Regions from separate parts of the Homo sapiens genome. Here all the other regions are linked to region 3. The links are chromatin loops, found by intact Hi-C in ENCODE. Cell type or tissue: PC-3. All regions are shown on one strand. Links, peaks and the distances in the headings refer to the core of each region. The heading gives the core; the rest is flanking DNA.

Region 1 (11,240 bases), core at 4,021-9,020, 110 kb before region 3:
TAGAGACAGTATGAAAATACATTGCAAGGAAGCAATGGGCAAGTCAGCAAGAGAGGAGCTGACTGCAAGGACACAAAGGCTTGCTGGAGATTTTATAGGATGGTGCTTCTGCTTTGTGCTAAAGAGGGCTCTATGCAGTACTGATAACACCAAGGTTGCAGTGAGCTAACTTGCATTTTTCCATCAGCTGAGGGTCTTGTGATAACTGGGCACAAGAAGACTATGTGTTCTGGACTATGTAGAAAGGCAGACTTAAAACTTATCTGCTTTCTCATTTTGCTTTCCCTTTGTCCCACCAGCCCAACTACTTCTCCCTAATTTAGGACTTCACAATTTGTATTAGTCACTGAGACCTGCACTACATATATTAAAGCAGCTAATAATAATCAGTGGTGTCAGCAAGATCAATGAAGGGCAATTATGAATAAGACAAGAGAAAAGTAGTGGTGAGAAAAAATTACAACTAGAATGTTGGTTGACTAGTCCCTTTCATCCCTTGTACTTACTTTGACATGAAGATGCTTTCTCTGCTGAAATCTGCTCTATATCCATCTATGCACAGTGCCCCTATTTACATTAGCTCTTACATATTCCCTAAAAGACTTAAAGATTAAGAGAGTTTGGCTGCCTTTACAATTCTTACTTTGTTGCAATATCACTTAATTTTGTAGCATTTAAACTGCATTGAGTTACAGCAATAATAAAGTCTCCAACCATCCTATTCAGTCTGTGCTTTAAATGAGGTTAAATTTCTACTAGACCATCTTTGAAATATTACACCCATGTATAAAATGAGGCGTTTGTATTTTAAAACGTAATTCTGTTGGGAAATATTAAGACCCAATTTTTTTCAAAAACATTGTCAACTGCACCTAAGTTTTATACTTAAAAGAGTGGAGAAATTAAAAGGTCATAATTATTGATAATATAAGTAAGGACAAATCACATATTGCATATAGCAGATACTCCTAATCATTGGTGAAGCATTAGCACACATATTTAAATCATATTACACTTGAAAACTCAAATTATTTTGTAAACATATCAGGGAACCCAAAAGGTCAAGTGTTGTTTTTGCCTTATAACTATTATAATTCAAGGACTGAGAGGAATGATATATGTCATGTGATCTGGATGACACACAATCTCATCTTGACATCTTCAAAAGGACCACTAACCAAAAGAATATCCCTGTTACAGAACATTCATTAATACAAGTATATCATCTTTACACAAAACCTATGAGAACATTCATACTTACTCACTTATAAAATATCACTCTTTCACTACTAGGCCCCCACAGGCCCTTGGAAATTCAGTGGAAATCTGAGTTTCTTACATTTTTTTTCTCTTCTACAGCAAATTTTTATTTTATAAAAGCCTTTTCATTTTAAAGCCTGTTTTTATTTTACATTCAAAATACAATCAGATATGTGGGTGAAAAGAGATAAACGTGTTGATGGGAAGCTTTAGTGATAAAGATAGAAATGGCATTTTACATTTTTTGTTTGAAAACAGAATAACAAAGATTGTAAAACCTGTCAAGAAAGAAATGTAGAATGAAGCATGTTTGGTAAATAAGTTTGTATACATGATGACAAAATTAATATCTGGAAATTTGAAAACAGTTATTTTGTTGATTCTTCCACATTGTGGCAATAACAGGCTTGATATTCCCTTCTCTTTAAATAGATAATCCTTTTCTTGATTCCCCCAGGGAAATCAATATTAGGATAATACATTGAAATACAGATGTATATTTCAGTGATGAGATATGCTTGCAAAAATAATTGGTATTTATTATTAGTTATATATAAAATCTTAGTTCACTAGTATCCATTTCCTTGATTTAATGAAAAATATTTTGCTGTGGGCATTGTCTTCACAAAGGGACATGGTCTTGTCCATGGCCTAAGATTTTATCTGCCAAAGTTTGCATGTTGAGACTTCCTCATATGTTAGCCACATAGTAGGATACAGACTGTTTCTGGTATTTTCATCACCTTTTCCTTGTAGATTACCCCCCAAAATCAGCAACTTCAGCCATCCAGATCACGCACCTTCTGAAAAGAACCAAAGTTGCCCTAAAGTACAATTAATAAAGACATCTGGATTAGTATTTCCTTCTAGAGAGCTAAAATATTCCCATAGTACTTTTCCTGATTATTCCATGTGATATATATTTAGAATTTGCTCTTTGTGATGAAGAGATTTTTATGTTCCAAAATCAACTTTTCTCCAAGGTAGTTTGCTATTGTCCAATATAAACTTTTAAACACACACACACACACACACACGCACACACACAGACACCAATATCCATACTTAAAATATTGTTTAAAGTTTCTGTTACCTTTGCAAAGCAGATTTGGGATTATTTTTACCAGCTATTTCCAACCACCTATTAGAGTACCTAATATGGTTTGGCTGTGTCCCCAACCAAATCTCACCTTGAAGTGTAATAATCCCCACATGTCAAGAGCCGGGCCAGGTAGAGATAAGTGAGTTATGGGGGTAGTTTCCCCATACTGTTCTCGTGGTAGTGAATAAGTCTTACATGATCTGATGCGTTATAAATTAAAGTTCCCCCGCACAAGCTCTCTTGTAAGACATCCCTTGCTCTTCCACCATAATTGTGAGGCCATCCCTGCCATGTGGGACTGTGAATCAATTAGACCTCTTTCCTTTATAAATTACCTAGCCTTGGGTATGTCTTTATTAGCAGCGAGAGAACAGACCGATGCAGTGCCCATGTTAAATTTTCAGGTAAGAAATTTGCAACTGTGGGAAGGTTTCCCAGAATGGTAAAATTAGACACATAACCAGATCACTATTTCCTAACATGGTTACCTTTGGCTATATTTCCCTCAGAAAGGAATCTGTTGAGACCATTTGAGGACATTAAAAGAAGAGATTAAATTTTAGCCAGACACAAGTTTTCTCCAGGAGACATCAAGTTTTATATAGTCCCTTACTGATAATTTATGACAGTTTCCTCCATGATTTAATATCTCCATTCCATGAGACATGGCCTGGTTGCTGAAACCTAAACTACCTTCAATTATCAATGTGTTAGGCCTAGAAACTCCATATGTATATAAACACATGCCCACACACATATGTATATATGTGCATATGTATGCATCTGTTTCTGGAGTTGTAACGTGCTTTCTATATATGTAGTTAGTATATCAGTGATGATGAGATTTAATTTCTGGTTTATCTGAGACTTCATAATAACCAGTAATATTTTACTGACATTCAATTATGCCTTAAAGTGAACTCAGTAGAACTAGTATTTCGGTGAATAAGTCATAGAATCGGGCCCACTTTGAATCTTTACCGCTTACTAGCAGTATTGTAGAGTTAAGAATTTAAGTTACCACTTCAATATGGAGAGAAAATATATCTGCTTCACTTCTGTACCTCATTGACATATAGTAATGAATCAAATTTTAACTTTTTCTCTAATTATATCTTATCCTTTCATTTTTAAGTTTCTTTTGATTTCCAACAATTCCTATTCTGAAAGTATAATTGACAGTTTAAATTTCCAAGTCCTATTAAGGCTGTTTTACCCACACTTTTCCTTTTTAAGACGACATCTTGGAATAAGATGGCATGGATGTCACCATGAGATTGGGGTTAGTGGTTATCTTTGTCTCATGCTGGTCCTTGGGTGGCTCTCCACTGGCTGTGTGGAGGCTGGTATACCCTAAGATGAGGATAGTCTGTTCATATCCACAAGCATCCTACTAGTATGCATTAATGAGTTCTGTCCTCCTGGCCTAGCCACAATCCTATAGCTTTCCCTCGATGACTTATTCTCACTGAGGCCCAAGGAACTTTTCCTGAATCATGACTGCAGGATAAATGAACCTTCTCAGTAGCCCTTAATATTCAAGATCCTTTGCTCCCACAGTGATAGCTACTAGATGTTCAGCTACTTTTTTATACTCTCTTCTAGAAAATGTAGGAATCTGTGGGTTCCTGTAAGGGTATATGGCTACAGTACAGCTTAGGAATGCCTTCCCGTGTTCATTTATTCTTTCTCTGCTCTTTCTCTGTCATCTCCGTATTGGCACATGACAGTGTGCACGACCATTTCTTCCCAGGTGGCCAAATGGTGGACAAGGATAAACTATCCTTGATTTCAGCTTTCTCTCTAAACCTATTCAATAAGCTTTCCTACTCTAAGAACACAGTTTGGAAAGAGGCATTTCAGATACAGAGTCCCATATCTCTGATTTCTTTCATCTTATGTGCTTTGATGGACAGAAAGTGCAAGCTTCACATTTTCTCTTCCTGTCTAGTGTAATATTTACTTCTTTCTAAAGTTTCTTAAAGTATATAATGTCTTATGGGGCAATGAAAGAAACTAGATCTCTTGGGTTAAATTTCCAAGGAACCAGGATCTGATGTGGAAATATGTATGGAAGAGAGTTACTCGGGAGTCCTCTCAGGGAGAAAATTCAACATCTACTACTAACAACAAAAAAAGGAAAGAAGGACATCAAAATAGTAAGAGAAGGAAACTTCCTCAAACTCAAAAAATGCCATCCATAAAACTCAAAAATAAGAAGAGAAGGAAATCAAAATGAGAAGCAAACTTCCTTAAACTATAAAAGGGCATCCATAAATCATATATCTGGCATCATGCTTAATTTGGAAATAGTATGTTCCTCTGAGGTGATGAACAAGTCACGATATCAACTATCTCCAGTTCTAGTGCACAGTGTGCTGCAGATTTAAATTTGTAGGGTAAAACTAAATAAGTAAAATAAAATAAAATGCATCCAGATTAAAAAACAGAAGAAATAAAATGCAGATCCATGTTCCATGTACAGGAAGCACAAGATTTCAATATTGACCCTTACCTCACACCACATTCTATAATTAATTTGCAATGGATCATATAGTACCTGTAAAACATTAAAAATTTTCTAGAAGGAAATATTTGCAGCCTTGTATAGGCAAAGATTTCTAAGGGCACCTAAGAACAAAACATAAAAGAAACTTCGATAAAATGATTATTATCAAAATTAAAATTTTTTCTCCTATAAAAGTCATATTAACAAGTCTGCAATAGAATGGGAAAACTATTATATATATAAAAATATATAAAGCGTTATATCCAGAACATATAAAGAACTCTTACAACTCAATAGGAAAAAGTCTAGTAACTCAAGAACGTTACTATGTCTCACTAGGTCAAGCTCCTCATGACCACAGATTTAAGGAAATGTATAGTTGCTTAAATGTTTATAAGTAAATGTGTTATAGTAATCATTCCACTAATTCTATCTCTTTGCATAAAATTCACAGTTTACAAACCAAATAAAGTAAATTAAAGTTAGTTTTGCAATAACTGAATTATAGAGGATTAAGAATTGTCATTTTTCATTTGGAAGGGAAACTTCAGAATTTAATTTTTTTTTTACATGTCATATATGTGTGCTAGAACAAAAGGAGATCTGGGAGGTGGGAGGTTCTTACTATTTCCATGACTGTGCGTAGGTTAAAATTTAAACCTTTTAATTAAGGCCATGTCTCCTAATGGGCCAGAATTTTACAAGTGTAACAGTTTAAGGGATTTTGAGACAATTTTGCTGAATCCCAAGTAAGTACTGGCTCCATGAGTTTTCCTTCCTGCTCCTGCCATCCTCGACACTACAGGTTTACTGACTCCCCCTTTTTAGGGGAAATATTAATGTACTAAGCCGCTGGTAATTTCAGTGAAATAATACCTTTTTCACAACATATAATTTGGTTAGGCTGATTGAAGTCTTGAAACGCACTGAGTGGCATATGTGCTAAAAGACCAGGGGATGATATGTAGATTGTGATCTCTAGGCAGCTTGCCTTGAATAGCAATGAAAGGAACAGTAATGAGATTCCACGGGTACCTTGATCTGGATCTTGTCTTTTAATGATAGGCCACATTGGTTCTTCTTACTACTTAGCTTAGCCAATGCTAATCCAGTTTGTGGAGACAGTGGGGACAGAACATTTCAGATCTTCGTATGGGCTCTATTCTCTTATTTGTAACATTCTGGGTGGGGGAATATAACATGTAACCACTGGAGGACAGCAGAGAGCCAGGAGCAGATGCAGTGGTGCCTTGCATGGACACATTTGGAGTAGCAGTTGATGCAGTAGTCTGTAGCCAGTTATCACACCCCTGAACCAGGCTCCAACTTAATTGGAGAAAAGAAAAATACTTAAGTGCTATCCATAAAAGAGACTTAGAATGTAGTCCTCTAGCGTATCACGTCATTGGTATAAAATTTTGGATACTAAATGGAACAAGTAATACATAGAAATGGAAATGGTAAATGCTTCAGAATCAAACAAGTATTAATCTATTTAACACGTGTGTGTGTGTGTTTGTGTGTGTGTCTGTGAGATTTTAAACACCACTGCATTCAGACTAGCCAACAAACATTTCTTGAGTGGCTGCTATAAACCATGTACTCAGCTGGAATTTGTAAATAAGAAGATATAATGAAGTTCAGAAAAAGTTTTGAACAGAGAACTGCCATTATAAAAGGAATGTTTAAGGCAAATTCTCAAGGATGTAGAGACATGGCCTATAAATAACTTTAGCCCTAATTTAGACAGGAGTAGTAGAATGTGAAGATGTTATCACAATGCCAGTATTTAACAGAAAATAGGAGAGGTAAAGATAGACAATGAGACCTAATTGGAAAGGATTAAATGAATTGGAAGGTAAAGTATGAGAAGCATATCAAAATCAATACCATAAAATGCATCTAAGACATAAGGAGAGTGAGGCTAGGAAAACAAACAAACTAAAATTTTAAAATTCTGGACTTATTTCTAATGTTATTGGAATAATTAAATACTATTCCAGAAAAATTGAATCAGTAAATTCAAGAGGGCAAAACAAGGGTATATCACTTTTTAAACTAAGAGTGGGAGGAAAGAGAATAAAAGTAAAAGCTGACAACTACGGTTTCACAAGTTTGAAATTGAAAGAAGAGAAATAAGATTGCAAAGGGGGTAACATTTTTAGAAGAGAAAGAGAAAATGTATGAAACTTAGATCCAATCATTGATATGTGTCAAATACTTCAAAAAGTAAATTTTAATTTGTTTTAGAAATAGCAATAGCTAAAACTAAAACCAAAACAGAAACACAAATCATTTTCTGTTTGAAGCCATAAACAACACATTGGAAACTTGTGATAAAAAATCATCCATATAGATTCATATTATAATGAAGATCTTCTAGTACTTTCAATATCTCACTGGACAGAATCCAAAATGAGCCTACATTAAACGGAGTTTTGGGCTGTTACGGTTTACAGTAACAAGAAGAATTTCACTTCCTAATTGTGTTTGGTGAGTTGGATGTAGCCCAAGTAAGAAATGTGTTGGTGGAGTGCCTGTGTTCATTTCATTAGGCTGCTAGGAGATGTTATAAAAATGACATATTACATTTATATACAAGTGTTTTTTCCACAGAGCTCTAAGCACTGTATCTTTCTCTGAAAGTTCTGCATACTTATTAACAAGTACAATACTCTTGAGGGGAGAAGGTTATAGATATTATTTCTCTTTTTTGCTGGCAAGGGTACAAAGAAGCAATGTAATGTGTTCACAGAGACAGAGACAAAGACACAGCAAGACAGTACTTGATTAGCTTAACCTGTATTTATGAGACATAATTAGCGTGCCTAGTATCTGCAGGAAATGTGGCAACTAGATTGAAGAACTACCACATCCACCAATGTGAGCAAGCTATGGGAAGAAAAGATTATGTGCTCACAACTTCTGTAATACAAAACTTTATCAAAGGAAAAATCTTATGAGATCTATGCTGACCAAATAGAGTAAAAAACTGGAGTATTTAAGCAAGCATCATGATATACCAATTTCTATACACACACACGCATACATTATATATATATATAAAGTTCTGGGACACATGTGCAGAACGTGCAGGTTTGTTACATAGGTATACATGTGCCATGGTGGTTTGCTGCACCTATCAACTAGTCATCTACATTAGGTATTTCTCCTAATGCTACTACTCCTCCAGACCTCCATCCCCCAACAGGCATCAGTGTGTGATGTTCCCCTCCCTGTGTCTGTGTGTTCTCATTGGTTCAACTCCCACCTATGAGAACATGCAGTGTTTGGTTTTCTGTTCCTGGATACACCAATCTCTATGCATATCTTTTCCGGACTTTGTAACTAGAAAACATATAATGAAAGTCTAAGGAAGGGTTTGAAAAGGAAACTGGCATGAAAAGAAATAATTGAAGCAAATTCTCATGGATGTAAAGAAACAAACTGTTAATAATTTTAGTTTTAATTTGGACATGGTAGAAGGGTAGGCCTTCTTTGGGTTTAGGTTAACTAGTTTCAGTTATCAAATATGTTTTTAAAATGTATGTGTTGATTTTTTTCCCAGGAGCACAAAGAAGGTAGAAAAAGTTCATAAAATGATTGAATGGATTTGGAAACTCTTATATTCCCATTGTCTACACGTTTAATTATCAGGAAAAAAATATGTGTACAAATTCTGGATTATATTATAGATTTGGGAAAGAAAATCAAATACGAAAAGTAACATTTTATGCTTTTGGCAAACCAACTAGGTATTTAGTGTTTATTGTTTCAAGGTAGCTTCAATAGCGAGAAAGTCTCAGTGTCTTAATTCGCTGAAGTCCAGACATTCAGTAACTCCTTTGCCTAATCAAAATAAGTCAGGATTTATTTCAAGTAATATTTTTCATCAAGCTTTGATGTTCAAGAAAGGGATAGTCAACTTTAGAATAAAATCTACTTTATACTCAGTACTTAAATTTTGTATTACAATACTCAGTCTTTTCTTGGAAATTTCATTAACTTTTCTCTTAAAATCAACTTTCTATACTTTGATCATTCTGTGAGTATTATTCTAGATAAATCTATACCTATTTATTACAGTAACAGAGGCTATGATGATAAGATATGGAACCATCAAATTTTAAACAAAAGCAATGCTTGTGATGTAAAGAAGAGTCTTAAAAATCAAACAGTTAAATGAAACATGGTAACGTGCATGATAGGATATTACACAGCTATTTGGAAAATATGTCTCGCTACATTCTTTATGTAATGGAAGTGAATCTGATATAGTATTTAACAAAAAAGTAATATACATAATAGTGCCTACAATATGATCTAAATATTTATAGAAAAATGCACTAACAAGTTAACTTTTTAAACTGATTGATGAACTTATTGGTGATTTTTATATCTTCATTATAACGTGTGATGCATTTTCAAAAATTTCCAAATGAGCTTGTATTACTTTGTCAGGAAAATATGAAATAAAAGTTTCATATTTACATTAACAAAAAAATCAAACTGAGATATGCAAAAGAAAAATAATGCTGGCCTGGCATGCTGGCTCATGCCCAAAATGCCAGCACTCTGGGAGGCCAAGGCAGGTTGATCACTTTAGGTCAGGAGTTTGAGACAAGCCTGGCCAACATGCCAAAGCCCCATGTCTACTACAAGCACAAAAAATTAGCTGGGCATGGTGGTGCATACCTGTAATCCCAGCTACTCGGGAGGCTGAAGAATGGGGATCACTTGAGCCGAGATTGCACCACTGCAGTCCAGCATGGGTGACAGACTGAGAGAGGCAGGGAAGGAAGGAAGGAATGAAGGGAGGGAGGGAGGGAGGGAGTGGGGGAGGGAGGGAAGCAAGGAAGGAAAGAAAGGGAGGGAGGGGGAAGAAAGAGAGAGAAAGAAAGAAAGGAAAGAAAGAAAGAAAAAAGAAAGAAAGAAAGAAAGAAAGAAAGGAAAGAAAGAAAGAAAAAAGAAAGAAAGAAAAGGAGAAAAGAAAAAAGGAAAGGAAAGGAAAGGAAAGAAAGAGGGAGGAAGGGAGGAAGGAAGGAAGAAGAAAGAACAAGAAAGAAAAAAGAGACAGAGAGAGGGAGGGAGGAAGGAAATAAATCTGTGTTTGAGAACTATGATCTTTTTATCACTAATACCTTGGGATAAAACAAAGAATCATTTTGTGTGTTTCAGTGTTTGATAGTGTTGTGCTTCCAGCTTTAATATAATTCAGTTATGGCTTCCTTAATAGTATCAAACTGTTTTCTAAGTCACTAAAAAAAAAAAAAAAAAAAAAAACAAGTATTTAGTATAAAACGTTATTCAGGATCCAGACCTCCAATAAAACATTTTGAAGCATATATGGCAAATTATATCAATTGTGGCTATTGAAAGAGTGAAGTTGACTGTCATAGTGGCCAAAATCATTGACTCAATAGGCTAATAGTACTATCAAGATCTTCCAAAAAATTCTGCTGTTATAAGTCTCACTCTATTAATGTAGTTTATTTGCTTACTAAATGAATGTACAAATGGGTAAGCAAGATTTAATGCTGATTCTTTAGACCAAAAAAAAAAAAAAAGAGTTCAATTATTTTTCTGGAAGCAAAGCACACACAACCAAACAAATACCAAAAGTAGTCATTCAATTCTATCTTTGCATTAAAAAGGAGCTTTTGAATTTTATGCAATTTGGAAAAAAAAATGTCATATGTTCAGAAGAGAAATCCTCTGTATTCTCTGTTAATGAGAGACATTTTAATCGAAATGTTTTTCATAAAGTTCATCTAAATTAATAATCACAATATATTAAAGTATCCTTAAAGGTGGGAATTACATAGTTTTTAATATTTGATATTAATTAGTGATAACAGGCACTCTTACCTATGAAATCGTTACTGTGAATAAGAAACTACCAAGGGCTACGTGGCTTAATTGATATTCAGATACTCATCTACTTTTAAATGTTTTATAAAATTTCAAAATTTAAAATGTTTCAAAGTTCATCTTTTTGACCAAAAAGTTAAATTATAGAATTTCGTTTTGTGTAGAGATTAGGAAATATGCTATTTAGTCATCAGAAGAATACCATCGGTATGAAATACTTTGTAGTGTTAAGTACTATTTGTTATTAAATATACATTTTCAAAGACACATGTTGATTTATTCTCAGGTGCTCAGACAAGAAGGTAGAAAAAGATAATTTTTAAAATTTGAATGGATTTGGCAACTCCTATTTTTCCCATCAGTCTAAATGCTTACTTACCTTATTCATCCATAAACTGTCTTCATTCAGAAATCCCATGTTAAATACTGTGTTAAGTTCTCAAAATAGCTTCTCCCTGATTCTTCAGGATAAAAGGTATATTGCAGATGTCATCTCCA
Region 2 (11,240 bases), core at 3,145-8,144, 81 kb before region 3:
CTTAAAGTTCAACATGTCATTTCATTTAATAATTGCCTTTTCTGTCCAGATTATCTTTTGAAATGCAAACTGTTTTAGAAAAAAATGAATATGCAAAAACCACGGTGTAAATAAATTTATCAGTCATTTTCTGTAGGTGAATAGAGAGAACTATTTAGTGTTAAGAAAGAAATTAAAAGAGACAAGAACCTAAAGTAGAGGCTGGAACACCAAAGATAATTATATTATTCCTTAGAGCCAGATGGGCTGATTATTATTTTTGATCGAGAACACACTGATCTTAGCCATTCCAATTCTGCTAAAAACTACCCTTTGATGACTGCTAATAATGAAAGTAATTTTTTTTTGCTTTCTCACATATATTCTCCTTCAGTATTATATTGTTATACAATAATACAATTATTATAATGATTGTGTTATTCCTTAGAGCCAAATGGATTATTGTTTTTGATTGAGAACACACTGATCATAGACATCCCAATTTTACTAAAACTACCCTTTGATGACTGTTAATAATGAAAGTAAATTTTTTTGCTTTCTCACATATATTCTCCTTCAGTGCAGTATTGCTAATAATCAGTGGCTAAATGTTAAAAAGACACCCTAATAAATCTGCATCCACTCATGAAAGACAGAAATGAGCACTCAAATACTATGACACTGTGATGTGTGCACACATGGTCTTGCCACTACTGTAGTCTTAAATGGCTAACTGGGTATTGATGTCAGGTACTCCACATGCTGTAGAAAATAGCCTGGCAGTGAGTGTTTTGGAAGGTCAAAGGTTTAGGGAAGAGGACAGATATTTCTTTCTTGAGAACCTTTAAATGGAATAGCAGTAGGAATTCCAAAGCAGAATGGTAAAAACACATATTACCCTCACCTTCTTTTTTGAAATTTACTCAAAACAACGTGAACCGAAATCAGAAATTCAGCACAAACTCTACCCATAATTAAGCCAGAAGAGAGCTGTTGACTCTAATCAAAATGTATCAAGATAGAAAATGGATGCAATACATGTAAATGACATATCAAAGAGAAGATTTAAATTAAGAGTAATGAGTCATGGTAGAGAAAAGTATCTTCAAAAGCACATGTATTGATTAGTTCTACAGACACTCAAAAGGCTCAAGAATTCACATAACTGGTCAACATAAGAGTGAGAAGAAGGAAGAGGACTGAAAATAGGGAACTTTTCAAAAGTATTTATAAAGAGAGGTGAGACCCCAAGGGTCTACATTAATCCATCTTTTCTCACTGCCCAGGGAAGGAAAGGTTTATCCTCTGTGGTGTCCTTTTTAACTCAGATTATGTCATCTTCTGGTGAAAGCACTCCAATAATTTCCTTTCACTTTTTCATGTTCTATTTCTGTTTCAGAAAAAAACGTAACTAAAATGTTATACTTTCTCTAAGGGTCTTTGATATACTTAATTTTTAAATAGGAGTAATTAAATTTAAAATTAATTTTTCCCACTTGAGTGGGAAGATTGCAGACTACTGACCAGTAGCTTTAATGACTGTCTGCATTCAAATCTACACTCAATAGTTATATGTCATTGACAAGTAAGTTACTTAACCTCTTTGTTCATCAGTTTCCTCATCTATAAAATGCTGGTGATAATAGCACAATTGACCTTTGAACAGGGCAGGGGCTATGGACCCCCTTTGCAGTCAGAAATCTGTGTGTTACTTGTCATTCACCCAAAACTTAACTACAAATGGCTTACTGTTGACTTAAGACCTTACTGATAACATAAACCATCAACTGGCACATATTTTGCCTGTTTTATGCATTGTATACTGTATTCGTACAAAAAGTATGCTAGAGAAAAGAAAATGTTATAGAGAAAATTATTAAAGGAAGAGAAAATATATTTATTATTTGTTAAGTGGAAGTGGATCATCATAAAGACCTTTATCCTCATAATCTTCACATTGAGTAGCTGAGGAAGAAGGGGAGGAGGGGCTGGTTTTGCTGTCTCAGGGGTGGCAGAGATAGAAGAAAAACTGCATATAAGTGGACCCACACAGTTCAAAACCATATTGTTCAAGGGACAACTATTTGTTGACTACATATCATGAAATTGTTTTGAAGATTAAATATGTAAACATTTACAAAATTAGCCTGGAATATAGAGTGCTATATTGGAGTTTCCTATTCTGTTATCTACGTTCTGCTATGATGACCACCTCCTAAAATCTGACAGCGAGAACTAGAAACATATAAAGATGTTTTAAATAATTATTATCATGAGAATAAATTGACTCAAAGTTAGAGACGGCTAGTTACTCATGTACTATCAATTATCTGCATCTTGTCACTGATATATTCTAATTTAATCTAGCGCAACAAAATAACTGAATGGAAGATTACATTTCCCAGTCTTTGCTTGCAGTGAGATACAAGCAGAAGCCATCAGGTAAGAATATCTAGGAAACCTATTGAAAGTGAGAGATTTGCTCTTTTAGTTTTTCCTACTTCCTCATTCTTCCTTCCTGGAATACAGATGTATTATCTGGAGCTACAGTTGTCTTCTTGTACGATAAGGTGACCACAAGCATAGAAAACGTCCTAAGGAAGGCAGAAAAGAAAGATTTTAAAAGACAGGATTCCTTAATGTCAGTAAAACAGCCGTACCAATTCTGGAATTCTTTTATGCACAATTTCTGTGAGACGAAATTAAGATTCAGTCATTTTAAAGCCTCTTTAATTTGAGTTTTGCATTATGTGCTGCTGAAGCCAATTCTAACTTATATAGATGCCTGTAGTGATTCCATTTGACCCAAATAAGATTATTTGTACTATTTTTACTCAATTAAAAATACAAAATTAAGCCTTTAAAATAATATAAATTCAGAATTAACTACAGACCCTGCAATGAGAAACATTTTTCAGTTAGTTTATTCTTTCCATAAGAAGTTTCTCCCTGTTTGTTTTATGATTATATCTCCTCTGTGTCATGGAACAGAGTGTCTTTTGTTTATTTCTTGTAAAGCAGATACAAAATTTGAGTGTTCATTTTACTGTTGGTTTTTCCAGCATTACGAACCCCAAGCTTTTGATCAAATTTTTGTTAGCCTTTTATGTCTGAGGACACTTTGCAGTAATGAATAGTGAACCATTACGATGCTCATAATGTTCACAGTCAATAAAAGGACCATTTTATGTGCATTTGTTGGCAAGGCATACATATGTGAGTTTTAGGACTGGGGAGAGTAAGCGAAAGTAGCTTTTTTTGTTGTTTAACTTAATTTCAAAGACTTCTTTTCCAAGTCTCATTGAAGTCTTCGGTGTTGAAAAAAACTATAAAGACCCTCCTGGCTTCCAGTGACTTGATTTTATCATCCATGTACCACATAGAGAACCACAATATAGTTCCTCGAATACTTGACATTTTTTACATAGACTTACGTAGGTTAGAAGACACTTTTTACTCTGTCTGCTTGCATAGTCCAATGCTGTTCTAGACAACATGATATGGCAGAGACACAGGGATGATGAGGAGTGGTTGGAGGGGCCATTACAAAGAGGAACAGAATACAGTAAATTGTTACTGTAAATTTACTATCTATACCTCTAATATGTACCTTTACTAAGTATACCTCTAATCATCACCTTATGAGACATTAGCAACTTTTATATTTCCAAACCAGCCATCAACACCAAGGGATCTGAACTTAACTGAACTTGTTTGGGTTCCTTCATCATGTCTACAAGAATAACAAAACCACATAGCCCCGACACATTCATCAGGATAAAGGAGAATGGCGGTGAATGTGATTATCACCAGGTATCTCTCTTAAAGAAAGAGGGAAATCCAAAATCACTTGCTTCCGAAATACAGAAAATACTCCCAATTTTTAGATGTCTATTTATCATTTTCACTGAAAAAACATTTTCCCAAGATGAAATAATAAAGAAGAAGGAAAGCAGGCCACAGCATCTTTAAATGTAAGTTATCTCAAGCCACTTTTATTTTTCAGTCTGTCTCAGCTTCATTTTGGCAGTTTTATTCTCCTTTGGAGAATGGAAAAAAAGAAATCAGGTCACCATCAAGCTTTTATTCTTTGGATTAGAAAAGGCAATGAAGGCTGCATGAGCAGCAGTATCAGTAGCAAGGACATTCCAAGGGCACAGCTGTCCCAGATGCATGTAAGGAAATTCCTAGGCTTCAGATTGTGATATTCAGGGTGTAAAATTTCACAATACCCCAAATTGCTATTTTGTAACAACAACCTTAAATTATGGTTATTGTCTTAGTTCATTTGGGCAGCTGTAACAAAGTACTATAGACTGGGTGGCTTATAAATAACAGAAATTTATTTCTTACAGTTCAGGAGACTGGGAAGTCCAACATCAAAGTGCCAGCAGATTCTGTGTCTGGTGAGCACCTGATTTCTGATAGAGAGCTATCTTATGACTCTAACGTCACATGGCAGAAGGAGTAAGGGGTTTCGCTGGGTCCTCTTTTATAAATGCACAAATTCTATTCATGTGGGCAGAGTCCTGATGCCCTAATCACTTCCCAGAGGCCCTATATCCTAATACTATCATCTTGGCAGTGAGAGTATCAACATATGAATTTGAGGAGGAAATCGACATTAAAATCATAGCAATCATATCTTTATTATTAAGTAAGTTATCAAACATTTCTATATGTTCACTTAGATATAAACCCTTTGAAGAGAATGATAAAAACGTTCTCAATGATCCTGGCCCAGTGGCTCCGTGGTTATACGTGGTAAATAAGTACCTTACTATCTCTTCCCCTAAGAGGGCTATTGAAATGCACAAAGCATGTAGAATGGGTAAAATGGTTGGTTTGTGAATCATAAATCTTTTGAACTCCTGTGCCTAGATTGCCATATTAAGCAATTTTTTCGAAAAAGGATTTCCATTTAAATTTGAATTTTAGATGAACAACTTTTTTTTTAGTCTAACTATGCCCCATGCAATATTTGAAACATACTAAAAAAAGTACTTGTTGTTATTTAAAATTCAAATTTACCTAGGTGGGCATCCTGTATTTTATCTGGCAAGCCTACCCCCACCTCATAATAGTACATTTAAAACATTCTTTTAAATATCGAATAAGGTAGATTCAGTCACTGAAGAGTAGACATGTATCTTGTTTCATGTGACACAGTTTAAACAAGTATGTTTTAAACAGTGTGATATAAAATATATTGTGAAGTTCAATTGTCGTTCCATCTAGTTTACATGATTTTTTCTTTCTCTTTAGCTGTCCATATTAAGTCCATAACACATCAGCTTATGGAATCTCAGAAACTCATGTAGAAGTGGGTTTTTTTTTTGTGTCTTATCACAGAAAGATACTCCTTTGCTTTGGAGATGGACTTCCAATCATGTTCTAAAACTAGATTATGAGACCTTTAACTGAAGCATTCCATGAGGTTCTGCAATTATTTTGCCTACCCTGAAGACTTAAAGAAAGTCAAATTCGACATTCCTGAGGTGGCACAACAAATATTTTCTGTATATTGTCATCTTTCTTGTTAGTTAAAATGGAAAATATATACATTCTTCATTCATTCGTAATATAGTGGTTAACATTATAAACCCTATAATTAGGCAGCCTGTTTTTTGTTTCTTATTCTAGCTTCATTGTGCCACAGTCCTTATATTCTCATGCTCCATTATATCATAAAACCTCATGATGTTTAGGGTTTTAAGAATTTGTAAAAAACATACAATATTACTTAATATTTTAGTATCAGCAGAGAAAATTATCCAGGTAGATGAAAACTAACCTCTTTAAATTCCTAAACATTTAATGATTAAATACTTAAATAATTGGGATAAATTATTTAAATATGTTATATGTTTCCACAACTTATAATAAGAAGTAGAACATAGAATATGCTTTTTGAAACTCTGGAGCATTTATTGGAATGCTAATTGTTCTCAAGCACAAACGAAGCAAAGCTCTGGAGAAACATGGCCCAGAAGAATCTTTTTTCAGGGGCAGAAATGTTGTGTGTCTGTGCTATCCAATATGTGGACACAAGCCACATGTGGCTACTAAGCACTTGAAATGCGGCAAGTAAAACTGACCTCCTACATTTTAGATTTAATTCTAATTAATTTAATTTAAATATTTGCATGATGCTTGTGGCTACTCTATTGGACAGTGCAGATCTAGAGAGTTGAGTTGTGAGGGTTTTAAGATCTTATGACTAATTTCTTTAGTTTTTTTTTTTTCTAATTCTGTCTCTTCAAGAAAATTCCATGTAGTTAATTGGTAGTACTTGTCTTTAGTGAACTTCGTAACTGCTTTCTATTTTTTGTTTCTAATAAGCTCAGAATAATTGTAAAAATACACTTTTTAGAAATACACTCATATTAAAAGCAGTCAATTTGAATGAAAACACAATTCTTTCTTAAGAGGAAGGAGTATGTGCTATTGTATAAAGATGCCTCCCTAAAAAGACATTAAAAATAAAGGTCTATGTTAGTTGTGAAAGTTTTTTTTTTGTTGGTCCCCAGCAAGTACCATAAAGTTGACTTATTGGCTAAAAGCTCTCTAAATTAAGGAGTATGCTGTATTTACAAGAATCCTTCACATTTTATTATAATTTTATATTTAATTGTAGTTGATATTAAAAATGCAGAAAATTAGATAGTTGTTTGTTATCAGTGCTATTAAATATGTTGGAGAAGATCCAAGAAAATAAGGAAGGTCTGAGATAGACCAGTTCTTGTCATCAGGAATCTAATTAAGGGATGTTAATCCTGTGGTCTTGAGAAACTAGGCTAAGAGAAAGATTGTAATTATGTGGGATTATGTAAACCACCAGCAAACCATAAAAAGGTATAGTTAATCAATAGTACTAAATAACCATCACAACTTGTAAAAATGTTGTTTTTTGGCCATTAGACAAACGATGCACAGCCTGGTATTTACTAATCCTGACGACTGAATGACATAAGTGATCCATTTGAAAATTACTGTTGATTCATTTATATTCATTTGGAAATAAGACATTCACCAAAATAGAGATAATGAGAATCTTTTACTGTATTATAAAAAAGAAAATGAAAACCTAAACACCCAGGATGCAAAGGATTAACTTTTTTGTTTTTTGGCACTTGTGTCAAAACCTCTAACTCACACCTTCTCCAGATAGTAATTACCATGTCAAAGAAAATGCATAAAACAGGCAGCAAAACAACAACATATCAATCAAAGGTGTTGATACAGACAGAGCACATAAACAACAAAAAAGAAAAGAAATAGAAAGTCATGGTTTCCAGGCATTGTACCTCAGACAATGCAGGACTGTAACTCTTGAAAGAAGAAAATCCATAGCACAGGGATAGAAGTATATGGCCGAACCTGGCAATGTCTCTGAGTTGAAGGGACCAACTGGGTGTCTAGGGAGATCAATGTGTGTAGAGTTTGCAAGACAGAATAACAGAGTCTGGAAATCTACCAGGAGTCTCCCTCTGATCTTCAACTGAGTACTGGTGAGCACATGCATATGATAAAAATACCTGAGGGCAAGGAAAGAAACAGAGGAAACAAAACAAACAAAGGAAACATTCCAGGGGTTGTATACAGGGCCAGCAATTGTTTATGTTCCTCCATCCACAGTAAAAATCCATGTAATTCAATTTAAGAATTACTCAGAATGAAACTTTCATAAAATCAACTGTTTTCCAAAACTTTCACTATGTTGCAGAACAAGGTCAAGAATATTTATAGGAAATATCAAACATGCAACAAGTTCACAATGTCTAATATCCAAGTGAGAATTGTCAGGTATGAGACAGCAAGAAAGTGCAACCATGATGAGTAGATGGTCAAAAAGATCCAAACCAAAGTTCCGAGTATGAAAAATAAAATGAGGTGACAACTATGCTAGTTTTTCAGCACTTTGGAAAACATTGACAATGCAATGCCCTCCAGATGATCCAATCATTCCATTTGTACTTACTCAACAGAAAACTTGCACTTAAATTGTCATAGAATATTGATTTTTAATACCCCCAAATTATAAATAACTCAAATGCCCATCAACAGATGAGTGAAAAAACAAATTATAGAATATCCATATGTGTCAGTCAGTTCAGGCTGCTATAACAAAATAGTTGGCTGGGAGGCTTAAACAACATACATTTAATTCTCACAGTTCTGGAGAATAGGAAGTCCAGAATCAAGGTGCCAGTAGATTTGGAGTCTGGTGACCGTCCTCTTCTTTTTTTGCTGATGGCCTTCTTTTCATTATGTCCTCACGTGGCCTCTCTTTGGTGTAAAAGAAAGAGCTCTTGTTTCTCCCTGTTTTAATGAGGGCATTAATACCATCATGAAAACCTCACCATCATTACCTAATTACCTCCCAAAAGCTTTAACATATAAGTTTGGTGATGGGGGACACAAACATTCAATCCATAGCAGCATACATATGGAAACATAGTATTCAACAATAAAAATAAATGTACTATTGATTATGCTGAATAAAAAAAAGCATTACCTGCCTCTGAAAAATTAAAAGAATATATTCTCTATAATCCCAATTATATAAAATTATTTCAAAAGCAGGGAAAACTGTAGCTGAAGAAAGCGTATCTGTGATTGCCTGAGGATGGCTAGGTGGGGGAGAGGCAAGAGGGAAAAATTATAAAGGAACATAGGAGAATTTTGGAATTTCTAGATATGTTTATTATCTTGATAGTGGTGATGGTTTTACATGTATTTATAGACACATACACATACATCAAATCTTACAGCTTATTTTTATTAAGGTTATGTTTTAAATTGAGATCAATATAGCTATAAAAACAATAAAAGACTTAAAGGACATGATATAAATATTTGAAAATAGACACATATAGTGCATATTTGGTGCTGGAAATTGTTCATAGAACATATAAGCATTGAGTATTGTGTTTGTAGTAGACAGTCAATACATATTACTCTACCATATGGTCTATGTAATATTTTTATTTGAAAATATGTGGCATAGAGCTCAAAGTTTATATCTAAATTACATCTCTAATCACAGTATCCCTCTGGACCTTTTTGGCTTAAACTCAAAAAAGTGAAACAAAAAAGGTTTTACTAAGCCCTGAACCCCAACAACAGTAACATTTAAACACACACACACACAGAAACACAGACACACACAGAAATACAGACACACATTATCTTTTTCAGTAAAATTAATAGCATTCCTATTTAAAGTTATGCATATGAGTTTCTAGAACTCTTTTTAGTGATACCTAGAAGTTTTTTAAATATAACTTATTAACTTATTAAACAGACTGGCACTTACTGGTGCTCAATAAATATATTTTTAATGAAACAATGAGCAGTTTTTTTATCATTTGCATGTTTTATAAGGGCCTGTCTATGAAGATAGCTTCCAATAATGTTTAAGTGATTTCATTATGAATTGGCAGCATTAAAATCACTGCTTTTTATAAAAAAAACAATTTCTTTGTATTCATATGTCCTAATTGATAATGTTAAATAACACTAATGAAATAATATTAGTAGTGTCTAATATTTAAATTTAAAAATAAAATAATTTTTGAAATATTTTTATAATGAAAATACTACATATTGTATCTTGTAAGTTACAGAGAAAGCAGTATTTAGCGGGAAATATATAGCCTTAAAGCTAATATTAAAAAGGTAGAAAATACTGAAGGGTGATTTAGCATATATTTACTTAAACACTTTGAAGAACAGTACAAAAAAATTAAAATAGAAATAAAAACATAAGGAATTTAAGAAAAAACCTTAGAAAAATATTAGAATACATTTACAAGGCCAAAATTTATTATTTGAAAAATTAATAAAATAGACAAGTTCTAATGACAGCAATCAAAGAGAATGAGAAGCAGCACAGTAAATATTAAGATATGAAAAGACTACATAACTACTAGTATACTAGTACCACTCCCCCCAAAAATAATAGAATACTTTGATGCTTTTTTTTTTTTTTTTTTTTTTTTTTTGAGACAGAGTCTTGCTTTGTTTCCCAGGCTGGAGTGCAGTGGCGCGATCTTGGCTCACTGCAAGCTCTGCCTCCCAGGTTCACACCATTCTCCTGCCTCAGCCTCCCTAGTAGCTGGGACTACAGGTGTCCGCCACCACGCCCAGCTCATTTTTGTATTTTTAGTAGAGACGGGGTTTCACTGTGTCAGCCGGGATGGTCTCGATCTCCAGACCTCATGATCCACCCACCTCGGCCTCCCAAAGTGCTGGGATTGATGCTTAGTTTTATGTGTCAACTTGGCTGGGCTATGGTGTCCACTTGTTTGGCCAAACACTAGTCTAGATGTTGCAGTGTAGATATTTTGTTGATGTGATTAACATCTACAGTCAAATGACTTCTAAGTAAAGAATGATGATGATGTGGGTGGGCCACATTCAATCAGTTGAAAGGCTTCAGAGCAAAAACCAAGGTTTCTCAGAAAAGAAAGTTTCCTTCATCAAGATTATATTCTAATAATATAATAATCTGTTATTTGAATAATAGAAATCCTGCCTGAATGTCTATCTGTTCGCTTGACCTATGGGTTTGGATTCAAGACTGTGACTCCAACTCCTGCCTGAGTTTCCAGCCACGTGGCCTTCCCTACAGATTTTGGACTTAACACTGTGATTGCATGAGGCTATTTCTTTAAATCTCTCTCTCTGAGGAACCCTAACTAGTACTAATATTACAATAATGTAATACCAATACATTTGAAATATGACAGCAAAATTGACTGAAAATGAAAATTTAAGCCTGCATACTTTTATGTTCATTAAAAAATTAATTTGATTGAAACCTTTACACAGAGAAATTACCAAGTTTATATAGTTCTATAGGTGAATTCTAATTTATCTCAAGAAGTTGATCATTAATTCTATGTTGTCCCTTCCAGACAATAGTAAAATAGGAAGCATTACTTGTCAGATTTTATGCTTTATTTAAAAACCAGACTATTATGCTCCAAGAAAAAAAAATTACACCCTAAAACATCACTCCCCCAAGAAATATATACAAAAGCTCCCAAAGAGTGTCTTAGCAAACTGAATTCAGCAATGGATAAAAAAGATGCATCGAGTTGTTTCTTTCCTAATAGATTCAAGAATGGCTAAACATTGTAAAATCTTACATTGTTATTCATTGAATTATCAGGTTAAGTAAGAAAAAATATAAATATTTCAATAGATTAGTAAAAAACTTTTAATAAAATTCAATGCCAACTTATGGTTTTAAA
Region 3 (11,240 bases), core at 3,638-8,637:
AGTGGAGATGATATATTTTTAAAGGGTCATGCAAAGCTTTTTCTAATACAAATTATCGGCTTTTGGAAGAGTGAAGAGAAGCCATAGCTACATATAAGGCAGGAGTGGGGGGTCAAGGATCTGGCACACATACAAATGTTTCATAATACAAATTTTTTCCAACAATAAAAAATAATTTAAATCAAATCATCTTTTTAAGTTAAAAAGGGACATACTAAAAATTTCTAGCAAGTAAGGGCTAAAATATATTTTATACTACTCATTTTTTTTCTATTTTATTTTAGATTCAGGAGGTAGATGTGAAGATTTGTTACCTGGGTATGTTGGGTGATGCTGAGGTTTGGGGTACAAATGATTCTGTCATCCAAGTACTGAGCATACTATCTGATAGTTAGTTTTTCAACCCTTTTGCCTCTCCCTGTCTCCCGCATCTAGTAGTCCCAGTTTCTACTGTTGCCAACATTATGTCCCTGAGTACCCAATGTTTAGCTCCTGCTTCCAAGTAAGAAATTGCAGTATTTGAGTTTCTGTTGCTGCATTAATTCGCTTAGGATAATGACCTTCAGCTGCATCCATGTTGCTGCAAAAGACATGATTTAATTATTTTGTATGGATGTGATACTACTCAGTTTTTATCTTTATATGTATGAGTTGCTGTTTAGTGTATGTGCTTTTTTATTGTTCTACTTAAGTAACACCCCCCCAAAACACACACACACACACACGCGCGTGCACACACACACACACACACACACACACACAGAGAGTCTTAAGGTTTAAATCGTTTTACTTGTATCCTGATTGCCTGCCTTCAGCTCTTTAACAGATTTTACACATAAATTCTTCAAACACAGATGGCCTCTGGAGCACCACCTGAAGTTTAAGAAAAGAGTCTGGGGTTTGTTATCTTTTTCAAGAGGCCCAGTAACTTCGTTATTTAGCTGGAATACCTTTAAGCATGCAGAGTCTAACTCCAGAAGGATGAAGCCAACCCAAATGCTTGCAGCCTGGAGCAAATGGACTGCAAACCACAGAGCTCTCCATGGTCCTGCTGGAGAGGCATAGCTCATGGATTCACTCATCTCAGACAATGAAAATTGACATTCTCATAGCCCCCTGAAGGTATTTTGAATCCTATTACCTTGATTAACAGTTACAACTACTCCTCCCAGTTGCCTTGAATTCCAATTTCATTAATCTGGTTAATAAGGTGTCTTCAAGTACCTCATCAGTCTACTCTCTTTTGTGTAATTTATCAAATAAATAATTTGTGAAGAATACTGTGCTAAAAGTATTGAGAGCATCCCTATAAAGAACACTAGACATCTACTCTGAATAAATATGTATTGTAGTATATATAATAACATATCCACACACATTGCTGTGTTTTAAGTGAGGATGGCACTAAGTTTTAAAAAAAAGGATGGAGCAATATGCAAACTTTGCTATGTATGGTCATGTATTAGGCCATTCTTATGTTGCTATAAAGAAATATGTAAGACTAGGTAATTTATAAAAAAAGAAGTTTAATTGGATCATGGTTCTGTAGGCTGTAGAGGAAGCATAGTGCTGGCATCTGCTTCTCCAGAAGCCTCAGGAAGTTTTAATCATGGTGGAATGCAAAGCAAGAGAAGGCAGTTTACTTGAGGAAAACAGGAACAATGCAGGGAGAGGGTAGGAAGGCGTCACACACTTTTAAACCACCAGATGTTCAGATTTCATGAGAAATCACCCTCTGTGGTGAGTATAGCACCAAGCCATGAAGTATCTGCCACCATGACACAAATACATCCCACCACCACCCACCTCCAACACTGGAGATGACAACTCAACATGAGATTTGGAGGGGACATCCAAACTACATCAGGGCATGTACAAGTATACATTTCTGGGAGAACAAAAATACCATGAGAAGGTGAAAACAGTTGAAAACTTTACACACAAAGGTACAGAGAATTACTCTTCGAAATTGACATTCCCTTATATTTTTATTTTTAACATATTTAACCATTTGTGACAAAGCCACAAATCCTTAAAAATCAAAAATAAATCATGTGAAATCTACATTAGACCCAATATGGAGAAAAGCTAAGAGAATTTTTAAAACATACTCATTACTTTTTCCTTGTGATTAAATCAGTGTTCTTAATTTATATTCCAAAGGCTTCAATTCTAGATCTTGTTCTGTCACTTATTGCCTGCATGCCTCTTTTGATCTCAGCTTTCTTCTTTAAATTGAAAAATTCGGACTTGAAAATCTATTAGTTCTATTTTTGTTTAGATGAGCCACAATGCTATGATTTATAATGTGTCCTATAAATACATCTGTTAAAAATATTTGCCAATTATATACTGTGATATCTGGCAGATCATCAGATACATGAAGTTCTTAAAGTTCTAATATATTTTAAACCTCTATTTCTAAAAGACACACCCAAATAATGGAATAAAATATTTACATGTGTACAAGTTAAAAATTTTGCAAAATATTTTTCTATGCGTTTCAAAAATTTTAGAAAATAGTAATATAACTCGTGATGTAGTGATAAGCAAACTTCGATTAAAATTGTAACTTTCTAACTCTATTGAGTTTAATATATTTATCATGTATCTGCCATTTCTAAAAGTACTAGAATATGTGACCCAAGTTACGGCAATTGAATATCTTCCTCCATGATTTTTAAAAACTGAAATTAAGTGGGTACAGCAATAAACATTGTCCCCATAGAAGTTTCTTCTAATCATTTCACCCAGAAGTTGTCAGTGTTATTGAAGTTCACCAGTGTACTGCTTGCTGGGACTGCCATACCAAAATATCACAAACAAGGTGGCTTAAAGAACAGAAATGTGTTTTCACAGATCTGGAAGCTAGAAGTCCAAGATGAATGTATAGCAGATTTGGATTTTCTGAGGCCGCATTCCTTGACTTGCGTATAGCCACCTTCTTTTTGTATTCTTACCTTGTCTTCCGTCTGTGCACAGACGTCCCTGGTGTCTCTTTGTGAGTCCCAATATCCCCTTCTCATAAGGACTCAAGTTGAGTTGAATTAGGGCCCACACTGATGGCTTCATTTTTAACTTAATCACCTCACTGAAGGCCCTTCAAATACAATCACATTCTGAGGTATTGAAGTTTAGGGCTTCAATGTATTAACTTTGGGGGGAAACAAGTAAGCTGTAAAAGCTGGTGAAGGGGTAAGAGGGGCCTCTGCATTCAGGGTGTAGATGTTCAGTTGATTCCCCAATGTTCAGTGTGTGTCTCTACCTTCGGTGTTTGTTGATCCCAGGAACAGTTCTCTTCACATTCTCCAGAAGCTAAACTTTGGGTTTCTGGTGCTGTGAGTTTCACTACCAAGTGTCGAAGATCATCTGGGGATTTCTTCTTAGCTTCATTTTAATCTATTCTTCAACTATTGCTTGATCAATTCTCCCTTTTTTAGTACCAGTTGTATTGTCATTTCCAAAGTGACAAGTGCTATCAACTTTTGTGTGTGTCATATAATGGTATGTGACAGATTGCATCTTAGCTTTCTCCTCTGCTTCATTAGAGATTATGTTTCTTAAGTGTGTTGAGTCAAGAACATTTTGGCCACTTACTTTTCTTCTTTTCTCTTTTTGAGGGGATGTTCACCTCTGTCACCTAGGCTGGAGTGCAGTGGCACAATCATAGCTCACTGCAGCCTTAAACTGCCAGGCTCTGAAATTTTGTGACTCTTGTATCCTCTCACATTCTCTTTATCTTTGATTATTTATTCATTTTGCAACAGATCTTCCCCTGTCTGACTTTTGAGAAGGGGTTCTTGAGAGAAAAAATAGTTGTGTTCAACCTGCCATCTTTAATCAGAGGTTATAAAATTTTTAAGTGAGAATATCTACTCAAAGTGGATGTTATTCATAAAATTCAGATTCCTTATAAAATGTATATTTGAAATTTTATAACTGAATTTGTTATTCAATGCACATTGTACAGTTTAATTCACAATTTAATCAGTTTAGCTCTTCCATTCTTTTCTGTAATTATTTTTGCTCAATTTCTACAGTTGTTAAAATTCAGTCCTAAGTGGGGAGCTTGGAAAGAGGGCATAAATTTAAATGTCAAGGAACTGGTTGCCATCTAGTGTAATTTTATACCTTCTCCTTTTTATATTATTGCTAAAGTTGCTAAGGGAGAATTTTTTTAAAGCAAGATGAAATTGATACTTTTTCATCTCAATACAGTATTCAATAAATGTTCATTGAGAGTATTAATGAGAGAGAGAAACATTTTCATGTTTCTTAGTATTTATCTGTGCTAGCAAATTTACTTTCACAGCTGGGAAAGTCAAAGTTCAAAAAATTTAGTAATCAACTGAAGGAGCAGTCACTATGTTATCTGCAGTCATATTATGTAATATAATGATCACATACATGAATGATTTGGTGATCTAGTGTTTGCTTGGATTTTTCCTAAAGTATTCCCTAGGATTATTTTCATAAATAAATATTTGAGGGTGATTTCCATCCAGGAATAAAACACAGCATAGTAAAACTTATTTAATCAACAAACTACATAGATTATGCCACTGAGTTTTACAACACAGTTTAGTCTTAGTTAAAAGCTGCCTTCTTTATAAGATACGTCATTCAACTTTAAATTTTACGTGCTTAGCCAGAAAACCAACAATTATGAAACCACGAGAATTATGTGTGTCAATAGAATCAGTCAAACTCTTCTAAAACTGCCATGGCAACTTAATTCTAAAAAGATGATTCATTTTCTGTAATAAAAATACTTGTAATATATGTAAAATATAGAATAATTAAAACAATTTTAAATATACCTGCATATAGTACATGCATTATACATGCATACACACACATATGCTGAGAAAACAAGAGACCGACAGAGATGTAGAGAAAAAATTATTAATGAAAATTATATCTTTCTTTGTGTCAGAAATCCGAGAGAAAAAAAGACAAATAAGAAAAAAGTGGTAATATAGTTACTCTCTTAAGCCCTGCTGCAAATCACCTTATTGGTATTACACAGAGGTATTAATGTGATGAAAGCTAAGAAATTATTGCATTCTTGTTTGGAAAATCACATTGAATGTTCCATATTATATTATTTTCAAGAAAAAAATACAATCACTTCCTTCTGAACTCTGAAAATATATTTTTCTAATCTCAGTTAAAGAATCATGATTTCAATCTTCAGTTTGAAGAATAAGTTACTTACATTTTCTAATGTAATAACCAAGATGAAAAAATTGTGATACATCTGCTCCCTCTTTATTTTCCGCCAAAAATTTGGCTACAGGGTTTTTAAATAATAATTTCCACATGAAATTGAGAGTGTTTATAGCATATTGGAACAATTTTGTTCACTTTTCTTTTCCGTCCAGATTGATTCAAGGAAATAGGTATTAGAATTTTAAAAATCATGCACACATTTAAATGATTTTTTATTGAACATGGGTTAAAGTCTGTCTAAGGAGAAAGACAATTTTGGCTCTAGCAATGAGTTCTGTAAAGCATCCAGGAAAATGTTCAGAAACAAATAAAGGGTGTGTTATAAAATTCCTCAGGATGGCACAGTTAATCACACATTATATAACTATATATTTTCACACCAACATTCCTGTGGCTGCATGAACGACAGAATGTTGACAGAGTAGAGAACTTTGGCATGTGGTAAAGCTGAAATTTCTATCACAAGAGTAATTTTCTGTGCAACACATTAAAATTTCCATAAAATTAGTTCATTTGATGAGCTCTTCAAAACCTTTTCAGGTTCCAAAATGATATTTCCTTTATTTAGAGATAATATTTGCATTTTTATATCAACAAATCATATTTATAGATAGTAATAGTATATACAATTTGGAAACAGGTGAGTAATAGGCATGAGCTATTTACGAGCAGGCAAATTTTTACATCTTGTTTAGTATATGTATTCTCCTTGTGAAGAAATGAAAGGTCAAAACAAATAAAACTGTTAGGAAGAATTCCACACTTGTTATGATTTCCTTTCCAAACCACCCATTGATAGAACCTCCTGCATTAAAACGTATACACATGATAAATATTTTTTAAAAGTTAATCATCTTGTACTCATCATCTATTAGTCAACATTCTTCACTGAATGTATTCACGCTTTGCTACCTCTTTGGAAAATTTGGAAAATGAGTCACTGAACTGATTTCCTATCTTGGGTAGTTTTGAATTCTACACTGCCAAGGTAGGCAGAGAAGACAGGAAAGGAAGACTTCAGTAGGAGAAAGCAAACAGATTTATGCTGAATTTCAAAGAAATATAACAGCGTGTTAGTGAGTATTAGAGAAGGGATATAAAAAATTATATATGATGATTTTTTAAGTTTGTGTGCATATTGAAAAAGAACTCAGAGGTCATGTTTATACCTGTTTTATTGGTACTGCTTATAATTAAGAAATTTTTAAAGGTTGATTTATTTGATTATATCAGTCCCTCATGCTTGAAAAGTAGTGGATATGATAGAGTATATATGAGCATCCTGAGATTTAAAAACTGAAATTAAAAATCTCAGTGATTTTTAAAAATACAGAGCCTATAGAGCACAGCTGTGATCTAAGGTCATTTAAAAGGCAACTGGATAATGATACCCAGGAGAAGAAGATACACGGCAAAGGAGAAAAAGGCTGAGAAACTACTAAAACTTACTTTCAAAGTTGCAAAATTAGTTCAAAATTTGAGAAAAGGTCTGTGGAGTTTTTAGTTTATTTTTGCACATGAAGGGAAGAAAAATGGTAAGCTACAAGGATGTAAGTTCATCATGCATAGCCTTTAAAGCTCTGTGTGTTTCCTGCTTCTCTGTTCTCCGCACTCTACAGCAATAAACGAACAATGGTCCTCAAAGCTGAAACTCACTAAATTATGCTTTCTGCTTAACTGGGGTAGAGTAGCTGGGCCTACCCAGGCACAATAAGATTGTGAGTGGGAAGTGCTTTATTTACAGAGAAATGTTTTATAAATACTATTATTATGAAACCTGTTATTAAAGCTGCACCCTGGATTTAGCTGATGCGTTTCTGGAGGCAGTGGGTGGCAACAACGTTCTTCACTGCTCTACCAGAAGTATGAGCATCCTCTTGACTTTCTCCATGCACCGAATCTAGGTTCTATTGTTTTCTGTTTCTTCACTTTCTCAAGGAACTCACCCTCCCTGCTTCTCACAGAAGGTCCATCCCCAGAAAGGGAGAAAATCATGCAGGAAATCTCACAAGAACAAGTCAAAGTAGCAATTTTAGTAAAAATAGCTGGATTTAGCCCATAATAAAATAGCTTTTTACAGAGTTGGCCTCGCACACACATTCATTACTGCACATGTCTCCCACACACTCTATTTGCCCAAGGGTGTCAGCTGACAAGGAGCTTAAATCATCCTTAGAGATCCTTACAATTCCTCCAGTTGCCTCTTAAGATGAGCACTTATCAATTGTGTCCTGTCTTAATTTATTAATATACAATTTGGTACATGTATGACTTCTACATATCCAAGGTAGCCCATCTTATAGAAACGTTTTTATATTCTTTTCTTTCTTCGCATAAGAGAAGCATTTGAAATTACATTTATGATGTCCAAAATTTTATGTCCTCTCACACATATTTAAATAGTAGCTTGCACGTAAAAATGTTCAGAATAATAGTTGAAGCATATATCGACATAGGAAATATATGCCAATAAGAGTTGGTTCTCACAACGAACTATGAAATGAGAAATCCCCTACAAAAGACATAAAACTGGTGTTGAGCTCTGCCATGTTTGTTAATAACACTGCAGCTTGCGGAACTAGGTATTTTCTAAATTTCAGAGACTTTGTGATGATTATTTCAAACAGCATCCAGAAATAATGAAATTAGTCTCCTATTCGTGGGAGTAAAACAGCATAGTTGAATAGTTCTCATATCAGCCTTTATATAATGAACTCTTATGTCCATGAGAACAGGATTATTAGGGCATCTGCCACATCCCTTTCAGTTTTCAGGTGAAGAAACTAATAACCAGAAAGATGAAGCTTCCTCTAAATGTTACACAATTTGTGAGAAAGTAAGTACCCAAATCAGGATTCTCTGATTTAGTGGATTTTCAGTTCAGTATTCCTTCAGTTACTATATTCTTTAGTTACACTGCTTTTGTGAAGTAGGACAATTCATAAATGAAAATGCAATATTTAATATTAAACCAAAACAATGATTTTTTTTTGAGACAGGGTCTCACTCTGTTGCCCAGGATAGAGTGCAGTGTCATGGTCACAGACCACTGCAGCCTCAACCTCCCAGTCTCACACAATCTTTCCACATCAGCCTCCTGAGTAGCTGGAAATACAGGCATGCACAATTATGCCTGGCTTTTTTTATATTAATATTTTGTAGAGACAGAGTCTTGCTGTGTTGCCCAGGCTGTTCTCAGTCTCCAATTCTTGACCTCAAGAGACCCTTCAGCCTCTGCCCCTCAAAGTGATGGAAGTACAGGCGTGAGCCACTGCACTCTACCTAAAACAACTAAATTTAATATTTGTTTTTAAAATTTGCAAACTCTAGAGTTCTTATATTTTAGATTTATATATATACTTTTTCAACTTTTATTTTGGGTTTGGAGGTATATGTGCAAGTTTTTTTTAGGGTAAGTTGCATGGTGCCGGGATTTGGTGTACAAATAATTTTGACACTCAGAGAGCATAGTTCTCGATAGGTAGTTTTCAACCCTCACCCTCCTTCCAAACTCCACACTAAAGCAGGTCCTGGTATCTATTGTTCCTCTCTTTGTATCCATGCGTACTCGATGTTTAGCTCCCACTTAGAAGTGATAACATACAGTATTTGGTTTGCTGCTCTGGTGTTAATTTGCTTAGGGATAATGACCTCCAGCTCTATCCACGTTTCTGCAAAAGACATGATCTCATTCTTTCTTATGGCTGCATAGCATTAAATGGTGTATTTGTACCATATTTACTTTATCCAGTCAACTGTTGATAGGCATCTTGGTTGATTTCATGCCTTCACTGTTGTGAATAGTACTGTGATAAACATACACATGCATGTGACTTTTTAGTAGAACAATTTGTATTCTTTTGGGTATATACCCACTGATGGGATTGCTGGGTTGAATGGTAGTCTCTTTTAAGTGCTTTGAGAAACCTCCAAACCATTTCCTACAGTGGCTAAATTAACATACATTCCCACCAGCCTTGTATAAGCATTCCATTTTCTCCATAATCTCTCCAACATCTATTATTTTCTGCCGTTTATATAATGGCCATTCTGATGTTATCTCATTGTAGTTTTGATTTGCATTTCTCTAATGATTAGTGACATAGAGCATGTTTTCATATGCTTGTTGGCCATGTGTATGTCATCATTTGAGAAGTGTTCATGTTCTTTGTCCATTTTTAATAGGTTTATTTGTTATTTGAGTCCTTATAGATTCTAGATATTAGATCTTTGTCAGATGCATAGTTTGCAAATAATTTCTTTCATTCTATAGATTGTCTTTTTACTCTGTTGATAGTTTCTTTTGCTATGCAGAAGCTTTTTAGTTTAATTAGGCTCCACTTGCCTACTCTTGATTTTGTTACAATTGCTGGTGGGAATTTGTATTTTATGTGAAACTACCAAAAAATAAAACAAAGTAAAAATCACCTCTCAGAGAGAACCTATCTTATTTTGATATAGTTCTTTACAATTTTCTCTCTCATTCTTCTATCATAATCATGTGTGAATATATTTATATAGATATTTATGTGTAAACATATAAATAATACTGAAGTGATATGGAAAAAATAATTTTATACATTTATTCTTTTGTTTTGGTTATGAGCATTTTCCCATAGATTTATACATTTTAAATACATTTTTGTTATATAGTTATTATTTATAATAATATAATACATAATATGTAATATAATACATAATATTATGTCCTATTGGCCCTAAATTTTAAATCATCTCCCACTCTAGCTATATTTTATTTTATATTTACTTTTTTTCTGTTTCCAGAAGAGAGATAACACTTGCTATAAAACAATATGCCAAGGAACTTTAAAATAAGTTAATTTGTATTTACAAAAAATCTAAAACTTCCAAACTTACTTTTATACTGTATTCTGATTGTTGTGATCATTTCTGTGTAAAAAGCCTTTAAATTAGGATTGAACTCAAGACAAAGAAATTGTTCTTCTCTTAGGAAGTGATATAAATGATATAAATGGAAGTGATATACATAGGACTCCTTTGTCCAATAGTAGAATAGAAGGAACATCTTATAAAATAAATTACAAAGAATTGGCTGTGGAATCTGGAGAGATAACTAAATGAGTGTATTTATACACCAGGAAAAAAAGCAATTTTAAGAAGTTTTTAAACAGATTTAGGTTCTGATTATGCAAATGAAGAAAATTATATTGACCAAGTTAACAAAAATGTCATTGCATGTGCAATGTGTAAGCATCATGTAAGATGGTAGGAACAAAAAGATATATGAAATATGACTCCAGCTCTCAAATAATTCACATCCTAATAGGACACACACACACACACACGCACACACACACACGCACACACACACACATGCACAGCAGTGACTAGTATAAAGTTTTCCAATCTAATAATTATAATGTGGATGTTGCAGAATGGCAGAGGAATGATCAATTCATTTTGACCTATGTTTGCAGAAGAATGTAGAAGACTTCTCAGAAGGAAACAGTTGAAAATTACTATCCTAGGGGTAAGAGATAGAATACTCCACAATTAAATAATTATGAATGAATAATAGGTTGTGTGCTGGAGGAATAACAGAAGATTCATTCTATCATTTATTCCACAAAAATTTATAGAATGCATACCACATATCAGGCACCATTTCAGACACTGAGAACAGAGCTCTGAAGCAGACAGCCAGAGCCCCTGCCTTCCAAAGAAGTGAAAATTTTGAGGAGAAGAAGGGAGGTATTGAATCTGGATCTCAAATTTAATTTGGGACCTAGGGATATAACTTTGAGCCATCAGCGTATAGATTTTTATTTGAAACCACAGTACTAGGTAAAATCATCTAGCAAGTGAGGGAAAGCAGACAGGGGAAGAAGGAGAAGATTTGAGTCTAGGAGCTCCACATTAGGTAAAAGTTAGAAAGAAATGGAGAGGTGCTAAAAGAGATGAGACCAAATAGCCGGTTAGTCCAGTAGATGATTAGGAAAACCATGACAGTGAGGTCTTGCTGAAGA

Evidence for each region. Hi-C counts contacts between places; a loop is a spot of excess contacts. Peaks named below come from ENCODE experiments on the same cell type or tissue, not always from the same donor. Only the 100,000 strongest peaks of a DNase experiment are listed, where the experiment ranks them.
Region 1: it touches region 3 in a loop (6-fold over the local background); 3 of 110 quality-filtered maps call a loop at or near these places.
Region 2: a loop joins it to region 3, with 2.4 times the contacts of the local background. A loop is called at or near these places in 3 of 110 quality-filtered maps.

Annotation. Positions count from the first base shown.
Region 1 is chr2:40,755,101-40,766,340 of GRCh38, reverse strand. LINC01794 (long intergenic non-protein coding RNA 1794) reads right to left here. Exons shown (of 4, transcript NR_183396.1): 3 at 11,122-11,203; 4 at 1,383-2,084. All of the region lies in intron 2 of LOC105374497 (a long non-coding RNA gene), which reads left to right. Among named protein-coding and RNA genes, the nearest start is that of LINC01794, 14 kb to the right of the region's middle. In PC-3, for the core only: a CTCF peak has its summit at 6,070; a DNase peak (open chromatin) is centred at 6,090.
Region 2 is chr2:40,729,259-40,740,498 of GRCh38, reverse strand. The region is part of intron 2 of LOC105374497 (a long non-coding RNA gene); the gene reads left to right. It overlaps LOC105374491 (a long non-coding RNA gene), which reads right to left. Exons shown (of 3, transcript XR_939993.3): 3 at 8,194-8,301. Among named protein-coding and RNA genes, the nearest start is that of LINC01794, 12 kb to the left of the region's middle. In PC-3, for the core only: no CTCF peak of the experiment used is centred there; a DNase peak (open chromatin) is centred at 5,458; H3K4me3 peaks cover 300 bases; H3K27ac peaks cover 985 bases.
Region 3 is chr2:40,648,921-40,660,160 of GRCh38, reverse strand. No RefSeq gene overlaps it. Among named protein-coding and RNA genes, the nearest start is that of LINC01794, 92 kb to the left of the region's middle. In PC-3, for the core only: no CTCF peak of the experiment used is centred there; a DNase peak (open chromatin) is centred at 6,120; H3K4me3 peaks cover 648 bases; H3K27ac peaks cover 1,941 bases.